2 separate regions of the Homo sapiens genome follow, and region 1 is linked to region 2. Evidence: chromatin loops called from intact Hi-C (ENCODE). Cell type or tissue: heart left ventricle. All regions are shown on one strand. Each heading gives the region's core, and the rest is flanking DNA. Links, peaks and the distances in the headings are about the cores only.

Region 1 (8,345 bases), core at 168-8,167, 190 kb before region 2:
TTCCAGGTTATCTTTTTGTTTCTTTGTTTTTTGTTTTTGTTTGTTTGAGACAGGGACTTGCTCTGTTGCCTAGGCTTGAGTGCAATGGTGTGATCATAACTCACAGCTTCAACCTCTTGAGCTCAAGGAATCCTCTGGCCTCAGCCTCCTGAGTGGCTGGGACCACAGACACGTGTCACCACACCCGGCTAATTTTGTTTATTTCTTGTAGAGACAAGGTCTCACTAGGTTGCCCAGGCTGATCTCCTGGGCTCAAACGATCCTACCACCTGGATCTCCCAAAGTGCCTGGGTTACAGGCATGAGGTGCCGTGCCCAGCCTACTTCCAGGTTACCTAAATGAGCTTCCTATAAAAAGGAACAATCAGACTGCAGAAGGGTTTTTTTTTTTTTTTACCTTTTTGGTAGCTTGCCTAAGAAACAGAGTGTATAGTTTATCAATATAATTTCCTGTGTTGCCTTTATTAGGTTTTTGATTACTTAAAAACTAAACAAAACAAAAACTAAGCTTTAAAAGAATTAAGGATGTTTTCCATTTAATTCTCTGTATTGCTTTTCACAGCTTTTTGATTATCACTATGGCTACATGAATGACTTTAATTTTACAAGTGAACTGACTGGAATTCTTTTATTTTTTTTTTTTAATTTTTTGAGACAGAGTCTCGCTCTATCACCCAGGTTGGAGAGCAGTGGTGCCATCTCAGCTCATTGCAACCTCAACCTCCCAGGTTCAACCAATTCTCCTGCCTCAGCCTCCCAATTAGCTGGGACTACAGGCATACACCACCATGCCCAGCTAATTTTTGTATTTTTAGTAGAGACAGGGTTTCATCATGTTGGCCAGGCTTGTCTCGAACTCCTGACCTCAGGTGATCCACCCGTCTCGGCCTCCCAAACTACTAGGATTACAGGAGTGAGCCACCATGCCCAGCGAGCTGCAAGTTCTTATTATCTACCTATGGTCTAGACTAGATCCTAAGTTCTAGGTTCATCCCATCCAACTTTCTAATATAAAATTACTAAAACAGGTACTGCTGTATTCTGAAGCCCTATATAAACTTAAACTAAATAAATTTTAAGGAACAAGTCTTGTGCCTGATGTAGAGGCCACACAGAAAGTTCACCAAACTGCCCAAAGCTGTAACTAGAGACATTCAAATTGCAAACCAGGATGAGAAACTGACATTTTTCACGTTGTAGACAGCTTTTCTCAAGATACGGGAACAAGGCTCCCTACCACATGGAATCTCGCCCCTTTTTCTACCTTTCTGACTTGACAAAATAATGCTGCAATTAAAATTTCCCAATTAGTAAATGCTATAGGTAACTTGACAAACTCCAGCCTAAGAAATCCTTTCAGTTCATCTAGTTGGCAACCTTGACAATATCCCTGACATGACTGTGTATTCAAATTGTACTGCTGATCCCTTTAGTAGAGTTGTCATTGTTCGCTTTAATTCAACCCAGTCAACCACAAAAGACCCCAAACAGCCAAAGCAATCCTGAGCAAAAAGAGCAAAGCTGGAGGCATCTCACTACCTGACTTCAAAATTTACTATAAAACTATAGTAACCAAATCAGCATGGTACTGGCATAGAAACAGACACACAGACTGATGGAACACAACAGAGAACCCAGGTATAAATCCATGCACTTATAGCCAACTTATCTTCAACAAAATGCACCAAGAACATACAATGGGGAAAGGACATTCGCTTCAATAAATGGTGCTGGGGAAACTGGATATCCATATGCAGAGGAATGAAACTGGACCCGTATCTCTCACCATACACAGAAATCAAATCAAAATGGATTAAAGACAAAAATCTAAGACCTGAAACTATGAAGCTACTAGAAGAAAACATTGAAGAAATGCTCCAGAACATTAGTCTGGGCAAAGATTTTCTTTGTAAGACCTCAAAAGCACAGACAACCAAATCAAAAATAGACAAATGGGATTATACCAAGCTAAAAACTTTCTGTACAGCGAAAGGAACCATCAACAAAGTGAAGAGACAACCCACAGAATGGGGGAAAACATTTTCAAACTATCCATCTGACAAATATGTAAGGAGCTCAAGCAATTCAACACCAACACCACTAACATAGCTAGAAGAGAATAATTCAAATATTTCTAAGCATGAAGACATATTTAAAGCGATGGATATCTCCAGTAGACTAATTTTGATCTTTACAAATTATATCAATCTATTAAATTATCACATGTGCTACAAACTACGTACATGTAGCATGCATCAATTAAAAATAAAAAAATAAATTCAACACAGTCATAAAACGCTACTCAATGGCTACGACAGGTTTCACCAAGTTTCTCCCATGGTCTTCAGGTTTCTTTAGTTGATTACCTTCAAAATTAGGTTTGAGGTTTTGAATTATTATTCAAACTAGATTTATTACATTGTTGCTAATTATTTTTTGCATTATGATTTCTACACATTGTTCTCATTTCCTGTCTAATATTTGTAAAGTCGACTCTCCTAATAGAATAATGTTGGCTCAACACCTGGAGATGACTGCCGATGCCTATGAAACTGACAAGCAGGAATTTGATGCTGGATTCCAAACAAATCTGAGAAAAATTTTCCTTCTGGCCTCTTTGTTACTCAGATATGGCCCAGATCCCTGATATAGACCCCCATACCTTCCCCCTATTGTAGGACAGAGACAACTAGGATAGGTCCTACTATCAAGGGACAATTAACCTAACTTCAAAATAGTTTGTCACCAATACTTTCAGAAACAGGTTTTGATCAAAAGGGGGAAATGTGAAAGTTAATCACATAAACTGGGTCATTCTTGTCATAACCAACTAAGACAGAGTCAAGAAGCCAGGAGGACAAAGTACTCAGGGAACACAACATTGCTCCAAGCATATTAATCTCTGAAAGCCTGGCTGCTGAAGCCACGTGCCATAACCTGCAACCAGTTTTATTTAATGGCTACTGAAACCACCTCCTCCAACTCTAAGACTAGTTCTACCCTCTGCCATCACTCACCAATCAGGGCTTGCCAGTTCCCCAAAACTTTACTAGTGCCAAAAAACTTTCTTTTAAAGCAATACCTAACTTTCCTCCTTCTTATGAAACCTCCAACCTTCTCTTTGTTCTTCACACATAACAAAGACCACCCAGTCTGTGTGCATACCCCAACTATAGTGTATACCCCAACTATAATTCTTTCTTCCCAAATAAAACATTTTAAATATAGAAATTCATCTCTGTAGTTTACTCAACTTCAACATATAGACATCTGTGTTCATAAATATACAAACAGACTTTCCTTAGCTCTGTCCACTGAGAGGGCCTGGGAGCAATGACATCCTAATAGCAATGAACACACCTAGCCCTGGCCACATAAAAAGAGCCACAGCTCTTTAGAGAAATGACTGATTCAACGTCTGGGGCAAGGAGAGTTCAAGATAAGCCTAAAACATCTTGTGTCAGAAAACGTCGAAGTGCTCGAAGAATAATAGAAACAATCAAAAGGACACCAAAACCAGCTTGAAGGGGACTCACTGGCCAAACTGGGGACAACCTTAGCACCAAAATAATGAAAAAAAAGGATTAAAATCCACTGAATAAAATAAGAAGCCATGAGTCCATTAAGAAATAAATAAAAAGAAATTTGTAAAAAAAAAATGATATTTCTAGTTTTGAATTACCACCCTATAAAACACTTACTAATTCCAAAGGAAAAATTGTGACTTTATAGTGGAAAAACCTGGAAGACACTACCTTAATCAAGAAATCAAAGTTATCCTCATAAATGGGACATCCCAAAATCATGTGACATCTACTGTGATGCAGTGGCGACGGAAGCATCCCTTCTGTGATATTTCCCCCAAGATACATAACCTGAATTTAATCATGAGGCAGTATCAGACAAATCCAAACTGACAGACATTTTACAAAATAATTGGCCTGTAATCTTCAAGAGTGTCCAGGTCATAAAAGTTCAGGAAAGGCTGAGGAACTGTTCCAGATTGAGGGGACGGGAGATACACAACAATTTAATGTGACATATGATTCTGAGCTAATCCGTTTCCTATAAAGGATGTTACTGGAGTAACTGGTGAAACTTGAAATGAGGCTTGAAGCTTGGATGGGAGTAATGTATCAATGCTAATTTCCTGCTTGGAAGGATTGGTCGTACTGTGGTTGGGCAGGGCATGTTCTTATATGTAGGAAATACATAATAATGTATCGGGGGTGATGAGGTATCGGATTGACAACTTACTCTCTAATTCAGGAGAAAAAAAAATCTTTGTCCTGTATTTGCAGCCTTTTTTATAAGTTTGATATAAAAAGTTTCCAATCTTTACAAAATATCAATTAAAAAAGGAGAAGAAGATCACTCTGTGGCGCTAAGAGAGAGCACACAGGGAGATGATGCAGTCATTTAAAATAGGCATGTCAGCAAATAAGCTCATGGTCCAAATATTCACATGAAAAGTTTAGGTCTGAGCGAGCATTAAAATGCACCAAAGTGGCAGCTTCAATTTCAGCAGCAGAAGGTAATTATGCTGAGCAAAAATCAAATATGCTTTAAAAAATCAAGCATGTTAATGAAAAGAATCCTTTATTCAAACTCAAAATGAAACAGAAACCTCTGGCTTTAGGAAGAGAATGAGCAAAACCCACAGGAAGGAAGATGGGGATGTTTACTCAGCAGGAGACGGTGTCTGGCCACCACCAGGCCCTCCCTACGTAAGTGCACTGCCTACAGGGCTTGAAGGCTTCCCAAATGTCTCCACTAGAACTAAGTGCTGCTCTGTGACATTGTCTTTTGCTCAATCAATCAAAACAAAACAAAACAAAACAAAACAGGGTACTCAGTCCCTTTTCCAGAGTTCAGCACTCTTACTATCCACCAGGGACCTCTAATCACAGATGTAGGAGAGACTTAGTATTGTCTTCAGAGGGGGTTCCTCTGTAGGATGGCATGAAGGCGTTAATAATCTGAAGGTGTCACAGGAAGTTCTTTAATAAGGCAAAGATTTTAATACGGTGTTTGCTTTCATATATTAATGAATTCCTCCGGCACATAAAAACTGTTTTCATAAAACAGCCTTTAAGAGGCCAGGCACGGTGGTTCACGCTTGTAATCCCAGCATTTTGGGAAGCCATTGTGGACAGTTCACGAGGTCAAGAGTTTGAGACCAGGCTGGACAACACAGTGAAACCCCATTTCTACTAAAAATACAAAAATTATCTGGGCATGGTGGCGGGCACCTGTAATCCTAGCTACTTGGGAGGCTAGGGCAGGAGAATCGTTTGAACCTGGGAGGCGGAAGTTGCAATGAGCCGGGATAGTGCCACTGCACTCCAGCCTGGGCAACAAGAGTGAAACTCTGTCTCAAAAACAAAACAACAGCAACAACAACAACAACAACAACTCTCTCTCTCTCTCTCTCTCTCTCTCTCTCTCTCTCTATATATATATATATATATATATATACAGCCTTTATGAATACAAGCACTTGGCCTATCTTTGTGCTTTATACAATTTAATTCATTGATGCTATTACTGATTGACTCCAGGAAGAAAACAAACATGTTCCTTCCCTTTATAAGCATCTTTATTCCCAGCACGAATTCACCCAAAAGAGACAGAATCCTACGGAGGGGGGCCCTTGAATCAGAAAAGTAGAAAGCTTAGCTCTTATAAACCAGTATCAAGAGCAAAGAAATTATTTGAACATACTGAAAACTACTTGTTAGAAAGTAGTGTTTTCATTAAAATGCACGTGGAGGCTTCAATTATTGAAGTGCCCCTGCAAAAAGTTCTTTACTTAGAAAGAAGTCCCCTGTTAATCCTCCACTGAGTGTCATGGCTCAGTGGAAATATAATTCTTTAGGTTCAAAGTAGCTGATATGGTTTGAATCTGTGTCCCCACTAAATCTCATGTACAACTGTAATCTCCAGTGCTGGAGGTGGGCCTGGTGGGAGGTGACTAGATCATGGGGGCAGAGTTCTCATGAACGGTTCAGCCTAAATATTTAACTGTTTACTTAATGATAGTAAATGGCATCTGTATTAATAGGACTTGAATAAAGTAAAACTGATTTGGTTTTCCCCTTTTTATTGTTAATACCCATTCTCAGGTAAGGAATTACCTCAGTGGGAATGAACAGGTCCCTCACAAAGTTTAGAAAATACCAACATTAGATCCACTGACATATAATTACTTTGCAAGAAAGTGCTTCTCTCATTACACCCGGGAAGTAAACTAGCTCCTCCAACAAAAGACTCCAGGATACTATTCAAGGAGTCACCTTTGAAGCTTCTAGAATCATTTAATAAGCCATATCCCCCGGCACCAAAACTACTCCCTGATAATAAGTTAACCACTTTTAGAATCTGTGCTTCTTCAGGCCTTTTAGCTAATTAATACTCTAGAGCTTTAGTAAATTATGACTTCAGTATAGTAAAGGATAGATTTTATTGGTCTGATTGGACTGATTCTATGCCTTCTTAAAAGACATCTAACTTAGGTAGGAGATTTGGCATATTACGTAACTGATTATTTTTTAAAAAACCAAATTGCCCTAGGATATGCTGAGAAGAAATAAAATAGAGAGAAAAATACAAAATAAGAAAAGTTAAGAAGATAATGAGGTTTTGAAGGAGTCAGCCAGAAGAAAGCCCCTCCAGGCAGAGAAAGCACTTCTTCAGACAGTAAGTTCTAGACTGCATGTTCTATACAGCTGCAGCAAAGCAGACAGGGGTCCTGGTGGCAGGTGACAAACAAGTGCCAGGTGGTGAGGGGTCTCCAGTAACATTCTAGGGAAGGGGGGTTATGAGGCACTCCAGTAACAGAATTTCAGATAAATCTTAGTTGGGGAAAAGAGGGTATAGAAAGACTGAAAAGTGACCAGGAACTAATCAAAGGTGGGGAGACATTATTTGAGAGATGTCAAGAAGGATGAGTTGAGAAAAGGCACTGGGTTGGAGTCACAGGTAAATGGGAGGGAGGAGTAAGGATGTCTCCAGGACTCTAGTTTGACTGCAGGTTGATGATGGTGCTACAGGACGAGGGATTATAAGAGAAGCAGACTGAACACTGGGGAACAAAAGTGAGTTCGGTTTTAATGTCTAAGTCAATCTTCAAGTGGAAGAAAAATAAGAGCATGAAAGCTTCCATTGATTTGGGAGGTCCTTGGTTCCATCAATTAACACAATATTAGTGATTATCCATGAGGCGCTGGTGAGCTACACAAGAATAGTTTCAGTGCAATGATGATTATAGACACAGATGGTGGGGACATGGTGAGTTGATGGCAGATGAGGAAATACTGTTGCTCTTAAGAAACTTAGATGCTACTGGCGACTTCTGGACATGAGAGAACAAAACAAGAATAAACGGTAGAAGAAACCTACATGCAATGCTAAATACCAAGTGATATTCTGGGCTGTCTTGGGACAGAAAAAGGACACTAGTAGAAAAACTGGTGATATCTGAATGAAGTCTATAGTTTAGTGAATAGTGATGTCAATGTTACTTAGTTCTGACAAATGTTCCATGGTCACCTAAGATATTAATGTTAGGAGAAACTGGGTGAAGGGTATGCAGGACTATTTCTACACTATATTTGCCACTTTTCTGTAATCCTAAAATTTTTCCAAAAATAAAAGTTTACTCAGAAATATCTAAGAACAGATATTCCAACAACACTCCCTATTTTACAAATTAAAGTTTTTAGTTCAGGAGTTTCTGAATTTATTTTTAAATAATGTTTGTCTGATTACAACATGATTAAATACTACTTGCAATATAATAATTGGAAAATATAGACAATATACTTTTTATCTAACAACTTAGAGATGATAATTGTTAACATCTTTTCTTACTCTACAGGTAAGTGAATTCATTTTAGCCATCATTCAGACCAGTCCCCTGGGGGTCTCTTCCCCTTAATATTTTATCATAAGCTTTTCCTCTTGTGTAATTTAAATTTCTTCAAAGCATTTAAGTGACTACATACTTGTCTACACACAATGTTGTACCTATTTCCTAAGTTGTTGGACATTTGGATTATTAATATTTCCAACTGTTCATTATTTACAAATAGTACCACAATGACTATCATATGCATAAATGGAATGCACATGCTGATATCATTAGGAGAAATGTCAAAAAGTGGACTTGAAGGAAATGTTTACTCAGCACTTTTGATAAATACTGTCGGTATGTCCTCCAAACAACAGAACCTAATTCTACTCCTAGTAGCAGTATGCCAAGACTCAGTCTCCCCCATCCCACCAGCAAGGAGTATGAGCAGTTTTTTTAAATTGTCGTTAATTTGGTAAGTTAAAAAATATCAT
Region 2 (8,345 bases), core at 139-8,138:
ACTACTGTTGTTTAAACTGTCTTTACCACTGGTGTGCTGAACTTCCAAAATATTTAGGCAAGAGCTTACTAAAGTTAAAAGTCAGGTAAATGAGGACTCAATGGGAAAAGGATAGTCTCTTCAATAAATGAAGATACTAGGCTATTCACAATAGCAAAGACATGGAATCAGCGTAAAAGCCCATCAATAGTAGACTGGATAAAAAAAATGTGGTACATATATACCATGGGCTACTACACAGCCATAAAAAAGATGAAATTCTGTTTTTTGCAGCAACGTGAATGGAGCTGGAGGCCGTTATCCTTAGTGAACTAACACAGGAACAGAAAAGTGAATACTGCATGTTCTCACTTATAAGTTGGAGCTAAACATTGAGTACACATGGACACAAAGAATGGAACAACACACACCAAGGGCTACTTTAGGGTGGAAAGAGGTAGGAGGGTGAGGATCAAAAAATTACCTATCAGGTACTATGCTTACTACCTGTATAGGCAAAATAATTTTACAACAAACCCCTGTGACATGCAATTTACCTATGTAACAAACATGCACATGTATTCCTGAACCTAAAATAAAAGTTAAAAAAATTAAAAATTAAAAAATAAATGAGTGGTGCTGGAAAAACTGGATTTTTACATGCAAAAGAATGAAATTGGACTCTTATCTTATACTACATAAAAAAATCAACTCAAAGTTAAAAAAAAAAACCCTAAATATAGGACAAGAAACCACAAATTTCCCAGAAGAGAACATAGGGGAAAATCTCCTTGATATTGACATTGGCAAAGGTTTTGTTTGTTGTTGTTGTTGTTTTGACAATACACCAAAAGCTCAGGCTACAAAAGCAAAAACGAATAAATGCGATGTCATCAAAATTTAAAAAACTTCTGTACAGCAAAGGAAACAATCAACAGGGTGAAGAGACAATCTATGGAATGATAGAATATATTTGGACACCATGCATCTGATAAGGGGTTCATATCCAAAATCGATCAGAAATCAAACTCAATAGTAGAAAACAAATAACCTGATTCAGAAATAGTGCCCTGACAGTGGCGCATGTCACTGAGGAGGCTGAGACAGGAGGATCACTTGAGCCCAGAAGTTCGAGATCAGCCTGGGCAATATAGCAGGATAGAACAGGATTGCTTGAGCCTGGGAGTTTGCAGTGAGCTATGATCGCACCACTGCACTCCACCCTGGGCAACAGAGTGAGACCCTGTCTCAGAAAAACAAACAAACAAAATAAATAAATAAATAAAACAAGAAAAAAAACGCAAATTGAAACCACTATGAGATACCACCCCACACCCTTTAGGATGGCTATTATCAAAAAAACAAGAGGTAACAAATGGAGAGAGTGTTGGGAGGGTTGGAGAAAAGGGAACACTTATGCATTGTTAGTGGGAATGTAGATTGCTGCAGCCACTATGGAAAACAGTATGGAGGTTTCTAAAGAAATTAAAAATAGAACTACCATACCATATGACCTAGTAATCCTATACTAAAAGGAGATTAAATCACCCGCTAGTAGAGATACCTGCACTCTTATGTTCACTACAGCATTATTCACAACAGTCAAGGTATGAAAACAACCTAACTGTCAACGGATGAATGGATAAAGAAACTGTAATATTCCAACACACGCACAACAGAATAATTCAGCCTTAGAAAGAAGGAGATCCTGCCATTTGCCACAACATGGTTGAACCTGGAGGATATTATGTGAAGTGAAATAAGCCAGACAGAGAAAGAAAAATATTGCATGATCTCACTTATATGTGGAATCTAAGAAAACAGAAAGGTCATATATGCAGAGATAGAGAACAAAACAGTGGTAACCAGTGGGAGGAAATTGGGAGATGTAGGTCAAAGGATACAAAATAGCAGATACGTGGGATGGACAAGGGTAGAGATCTAATGTGTAACATGAGGACTATAGGTAATAAAAGTACGTTGTATTAGAGAGTTTTGTTAAATAAGTAGATTTTAGCTGCTCTTGGCACACAAATATTGTAACTATGTGAGATGATAGTTATGTTAATTTGTTTCTCTCTAGTAACCAATTTACTATTTATATGTATCCCATATCCAATTGTAAACCTCCAATATACACAATAAAATTTATTTTAAAAAATAATAAAATGAAAATAAAAATATTTACATGAAACTTTTAAAAACCAGCTAAATGGACAAGTAAAGCACATTAATCACAATAAACAAGAAAAATGAAAACTTCACAGAGCTGGAAGTTGTTCATCAGCATTCTCACTACATAAAACACAGTTAGCCTCCTTCTCCCTTCTTGACCCCTAACCCTTCCCCCTCCCCATCCTACCCTCCTATTAAAAAAAGGGAAATATAATAAAAAGCCTGTGAGCTCCAAAAATAGGTAATCCGAGTCCAAGTCTCAAAGATCACGTATGGCATGCTAACAATCTTATCAACATTTCTCGCACTGTGTTTTAATGCAAGACACTCAGTTTTAGATGTTACTCTTCTTCTAGTTTTACCAATATTTGCATCTTATAAACAAACCACAGTGGATTAGGAGTGGTTTGCTGTGTGTGGCTTTGGTTGACTGTCAGTGAAGGGCACTGGACATAGGGACATGAAAAAGAGACAGTGGGGAGAAGAGCAGACAGCATGATGCTGAAGAGAAGAAAAAGAAACCTACGCAAGCAGAAACAAGCAACAGAAACAATAAGGCAGCCCAGAGTTGTTTATTTATCAAAACAGGATTGAGACAATAGGGTAGAGCAAACAGGGTGTCAAACATGGCCTCTGTAGCCCCAAAGGTTGTCACTACACAGAAAGGATGCTCAGCCATAACGAATCAGTTTAATTCTATTCCACGTTTTTCTTGATGAGAAATACATGCCACATTTAAGAAAGCTACCGATTCAAAATGGTTAACATTTTCTAAAAATACACTGAGGTCTACAAAAATTGAATTGGCTTATTGTATCTTCACTGCTGTTGGAGAAGTGAAGTTTTACCATCAGGCAATTCTCCTCCTGTGCATAATGATACCATACTGAAGTTTTAAATAGAAAGACATTGAAGTTTTTGAACCTTAATGTGAAGTTGTCCCTTTCAATTAAATATGGCACATATGTATTAATAAACAGACATCCCTGTAAAGTGAATTTCTCTGTACATGGAATCCAAATTTCTCACTGGTTTATATGTTAAATTCATATGTAGGAAAAACTTTAAAAATGTTCATAAACTATAATAAAGACAATAATTCAGCTCTTCTGAAAACTGCAGGCAGATAGGGTACAGTAGCAGACAGGACTTCGGAAGTACTGGGTTTAAGCCCAGGGCAGGTTAAAGGTTGTGGCTGTGGCTTTGAACAAGCCACTTTTGCCCTTCTGAATCTATGCAGATGCTTTGTTCATTTCAGAAGCATTTCTAGAGCTCCTACTAAGTGCCAGGCCTCATGCTAGGTCTCAGGCATACAAGGGTAAACAAGACAAGGCCTCTGGCTTCATAGGTTATCCAAGAACCTTGAAATGGTTTTGAACTTTTGGGATGAATAATGCTGGAAATTAGTTCAAGACAAATTCCCTGGAGATTTTAAGTGTGAAATACTAAGGATTACACAATTCACTCCCTGCTTAGCGTCTAAGGAGGAATCGCATTTCACCCTCGCTCCCTGGGAAGTGCGTGGCCGCCCCAGTCCTGGGTCCCGTGCTGCCTCAGCACCATCTGCTGGCTCACGAGGGAAGGGCCTGCAGGGAGGTCCTGCGGGGTCGGCCCAGCCCCACCCAAGGACCGCCTTACAGACCTCCTGGCAGGGACCAATGATGGCTGGTTGGCCAAAATAACTCTTGCTGGTGAAGAAAGCTGGGAGAAACATGACGTCTGAAGGGTTACTCGCCACCGTCTGGCGTAGGTGACTCAGCCAGGCAGGACCTCACACAGAGGAAACATTATGATTGCTCTAAGTACTGTAAGAAGAGAATTATTATTTTGTTGTGAGTGTATGATCCAATAAAGGTAACAATATACAGAATCACATGCCCTGTAGGTGAGACTCCAACCCGTCCTAGACTTACTGGCTGTGTGGAGATGCCTGGGAGAGCGTGGCAGGGCTGCAGCAGCTCACATTCCCCACGTACCTGCCCTGGCAGACAGCCTGGGATTGGCAAATGCACAATCATATTCACCAGGTGAAGAAAGGACCAGGACTTCCCCTATGGTCCGTCTTTTCTGATTTTTTTCTTCTTCTTCTTCTTCTTCTTTTTTTTTTTTTTTTTTTTGAGACGGGGTCTCGCTCTGACACCAGGTTGGAGTGCAGTGGAGTGATCTCAGCTCACTGCAACCTCCGACTCCCGGGTTCAAGCAATTCTCCTGCCTCAGCCTCCCGAGTAGCTGGGATTACAGGCGCCCGCCACCATGCCCAGCTAATTTTTGTATTTTTGGAGGAGACAGGGTTTCATCATGTTGGCCAGGATGGTCTCGATCTCCTGACCACGTGATCTGCCCACGTCCGCCTCCCGCAGTGCTGGGATTACAGGCGTGAACCACCGCGCCCAGCCTCTTTTTTGATTCTTGAAGTCACTCTTAGCACTTTGCTGAGGCTGTTTGTTAGCTTAGTGGTTTTCTATTCTGATTGTATCTGTTTTGACTTTGAAGGGAAAATGATATATTTGTTTGGTCAGAAAGACATAAGCCAAATAGTGGTGTGCAGTTGGGTTGCTCCACGAAGCAGAGCCTGAGATGAAGGCTTACAAATGGACTGTTTATTTGAAGGGACAGGATTGTGGGACAGAGGCATAGAACAGGGAAGGAGGGAAAGTTGCATTAAGAAGGTGTTGTCCAATGGGGTACCGTGGCAGGCAGTCAATGCTCTGTCCAGCCTGGATCTTCTGAAGAGCCATTTGAAATATGTCTCAGAACTGTCTTCTCCAGGGAATTGGAGGCTGGACCCCACGTTATGATCATGCAGGTGCAAATACCAGAATGTGCTCCAAGGTGCCTCCTGCATGGCAGCCGCCATCACACCCAAAGGCAAGAAAGAAGAGGCGTGCACAGGTGTGAGATTGCACCTGCGAGAAGCTGTCAGCGTCCTCAGAGAGGCAGAACTTGAGCATTGTGAAATGGCATGCAACAGGAGCCCAGTTCAAGTATTTACTCAGGAATAAAAAGTTTGGACATGTTACAGATGATTTATAACGACCTCCTAAATTATTGTAGCATTATTGATTGATTGGGTAGGTGGAAAAATGTGGAAGCTTGGCTAAGCCTGGGAATAAATAAAGGTGGGTGACTTTTCAGCCTTTATAGTCTATAAAAGAGTATCTCCCCTCACACTCACTTTTTATTATCAGTGCACTACTAGACTCTGACTTTAGCAATTTTGTTGTAAATAATAGTATATTTAGAAATCTATTCTTGAGACTAAGACTATGCATAAAAGGTTCCTGGGAAACCGAAAGTTATCATTTATTTGGCTAATTACGTCTAACTAGGTAGCTAAAATGCATAATAAGAATCCAAATAGCATTTTCCCACAGAGGGGGATTAATTGAATAATTAATAGCCTTCTCTATTTTGCATGAATAATTAAGAAGTCTAAAGGAACTACAAGCTGAATTCCATTACACCGAACGATTCCCAGGCCAATAGCAATGGCATATTAAAAGCAATATTCAATACAACCAAATTGTAGGACACACAAACCCTGACAGCATTCTCTCAGAGCTTGTTATAACAAGTTTTGACCCTGAGCAATAATCACTGGATTTTTCAACATTGTCATGTGAAAATACATTCTGTAGTCAGTTTGTTTCTCGTCCAGGTGAACAAAGCATACTTGTTCTAGGAGCAAATCAATGGTTTCATTGTTAATGTGGCATTTGGCAGGGAGGGAGAGTTATTGTTGGCTTATTTATCACACACATTTCTGGAGATGATCCACTAGTTTTAAATAGGAACAGGACATTTTAAATGCAAAATACACTGGAATTTCTCGATAATGGACATTTCTCCTTGTACAAGTTTCTCTTCAGAGATTAATATCTAAAACTCCCCGCTACAAGAAAAATTTGTTGCAGTAGTGGGGTTCCTATGTAGCATCTTAGGCGGTCTTAGCAGCGCCTTGGAACTCTTCAACCTCTGCTGTTAGCCCTCTGGAGTTTCCACATAGAGCATCCAAGCCTGCCTCTCCCTCCATGAGCACTTTTTCCTCTATGGACTGTTTACTGCCTGCAAGGCAGCAAGAGTTTCTGAGGGGCTGAATTACAAGGCAAGTGCTTTGGCTGAAATCCAAATGAAAATCATGGTTTCTCCATTGATTACCTGTAATTAAAATTGTTTCTTGATTAGAAGATCAACATTTTCCTCTATTTTAATATGCCTTAAATCAAAATGCAGCCTAGATTTGATGTGAATATTTACTATCATATTGTCTGGTGAGTCTTGGAAGCAATCCTAGCATATAACGAAGGAAACCTCATAAAAAGCAGAGAAACTTTAGCACACAAATCATTGTATTTCAGTGGGGTGCATAGAAGTGAGTTTACAAACAATGAAGTTTGTTTGTTTTTTTGTTTGTTTGTTTGTTTGTTTGTTTATTGAGACGGAGTTTTGCTTTTGTCGCCCCGGCTGGAGTGCAATGGCACAATCTCGACTCACTGCAAACTCCGCCTCCCGGGTTCAAGTGATTCTCCTGCCTCAGCCTCCCAAGTAGCTGGGATGGCAGGTGCCCGCCACTACGCCTAGCTAATTTTTGTATTTTTAGTAGAGACAGGGTTTCACCATGTTGGCCAGGATGGTCTCACCTCCAGTGATCTGCCCTCCTTGGCCTCCCAAAGTGCTGGGATTACAGGCATGAGCCACTGTGCCCAGCCTACAAACAATGAAATTTAAGGCAGTGGCTCTCAACTTTTTCCCCTCACCCACATTCCTCTAGTATGTGACTATGATCACGTATGTGGTGGAAATGTCCCCAGGTTGGGAATTTGCTTTTCCTTCCTCCTTCCCTCCCCGACATTTGTGCAACAGCTACACCATGCCTCACACCAGGCTGGGCTCTGGTTGTTAGAGTGGTAAATGTTACAAAATCTGATCAAATTGCAACTCCCCCCACCCCCAGCCCTCTGTACTGACCTTCCCTGCTTCACATTTTCCATAGCAAATGTCATCATCGGACATATTAGGTGTGTTACTTATTTATTATACATTTCTCCTGTCTCTCAGGTAAGGTCCCTGAGTATGAGAAACTTTGTTTTGTTCACTGATAAATCCTAAGTAAACACTGTTCTAGGCACATGGTAGGCTCGATACAAATAGTTTGAATGAATAACTATTGGAATGAATAAATATTCTAATGGGGAAAGATAGAACAATGAATAAACCAAATAATTACAGGTGTAACAACTGCTGGGTGATAAGAAAGTAGGTAATTAGGGAGGCCACCTTGAGGAGGGTTTAGAGAAATCCCCTGGGAGAAGTGACAAGCCCAGACCCAAGGGTGAGAGTGAAATGGCACAGAAAGAGTCACGAGTTTTGAAGGAGGGAGGGGTGGGGTTTTGTCAGAATTGTCAGGCAGAAGACAGACAGTGAGCCTCATTTCATTCAGGCTGTAGGTGAGAGATGAGGCTGGGAAGAGGTTTAGAGCCAGCTCATGCTCAGCCCTGGAGGTCGTGATAAAGAGTTTGGATTTTATTTTTAAAGCAATAGGAAATTATTGAAGGATTTTTAAGTCACTCTATGAGCTACAGGATCTGAAACTTTTTGATTCTCCCTCCTGGGGACGCATACATTTCCACTTAAGAATCTCTGGTCTAAGTCAGAATCTGGTAGCCATCTCACTAATCTTTCAGTATTATGATTCCTCCTTTTCCTCCTCTGTGGCTTCAAAAAGAGAAATCCTTAGCAACATCTCTCAGGCCTTGGCAACAACCCATAGGCTTATGTATGGCTCTAGGCTCTGTGATTTCACACTGTATGCAAACCCTTGGAACCTTCCTTGTCTATCTGCTACTTGGGGAGGGAGGTTGCTTTCTTGATTAAAAGATCAGTGCCCCTCTCTCTCCTTTTCTTTTTTAAATAACTACTCCTGAGTTAATCTGAAAACCTAGCTTTAATATGCATTGCTGCTTTCTTAGTACTCTGCTTTTTCTAGACTCCCATTCTCCCAGGTGAAGCTGGTCACAACTATTAGGCAATCTCTATGCTAAACGTAGTCCCGCCCCACTCTTTCCCCAAGGAGAATTTGCATTCCTGCCTTGCTTTAGCCCTCAGCTTTCAGGAGAACTCACTTGCTATCATCTATTGAAGCCTGGACCTTGAGGACTCCTGAGTATCTCCTTAGCAACAGATGCAATTCA

Evidence for each region. A loop is a pair of places that touch in the nucleus more often than their neighbours do. Peaks named below come from ENCODE experiments on the same cell type or tissue, not always from the same donor. Only the 100,000 strongest peaks of a DNase experiment are listed, where the experiment ranks them.
Region 1: a loop joins it to region 2, with 2.4 times the contacts of the local background. A loop is called at or near these places in 2 of 110 quality-filtered maps.

Annotation. Positions count from the first base shown.
Region 1 is chr18:6,289,896-6,298,240 of GRCh38, forward strand. All of the region lies in intron 4 of L3MBTL4 (L3MBTL histone methyl-lysine binding protein 4), which reads right to left. Among named protein-coding and RNA genes, the nearest start is that of L3MBTL4-AS1, 37 kb to the left of the region's middle. In heart left ventricle, for the core only: no CTCF peak of the experiment used is centred there; no DNase peak of the experiment used is centred there; H3K4me3 peaks cover 249 bases; H3K27ac peaks cover 271 bases.
Region 2 is chr18:6,479,031-6,487,375 of GRCh38, forward strand. No RefSeq gene overlaps it. Among named protein-coding and RNA genes, the nearest start is that of LINC01387, 28 kb to the right of the region's middle. RefSeq lists an enhancer at 3,617-3,676. In heart left ventricle, for the core only: CTCF peaks have their summits at 3,731 (motif pointing left) and 3,932; a DNase peak (open chromatin) is centred at 3,711.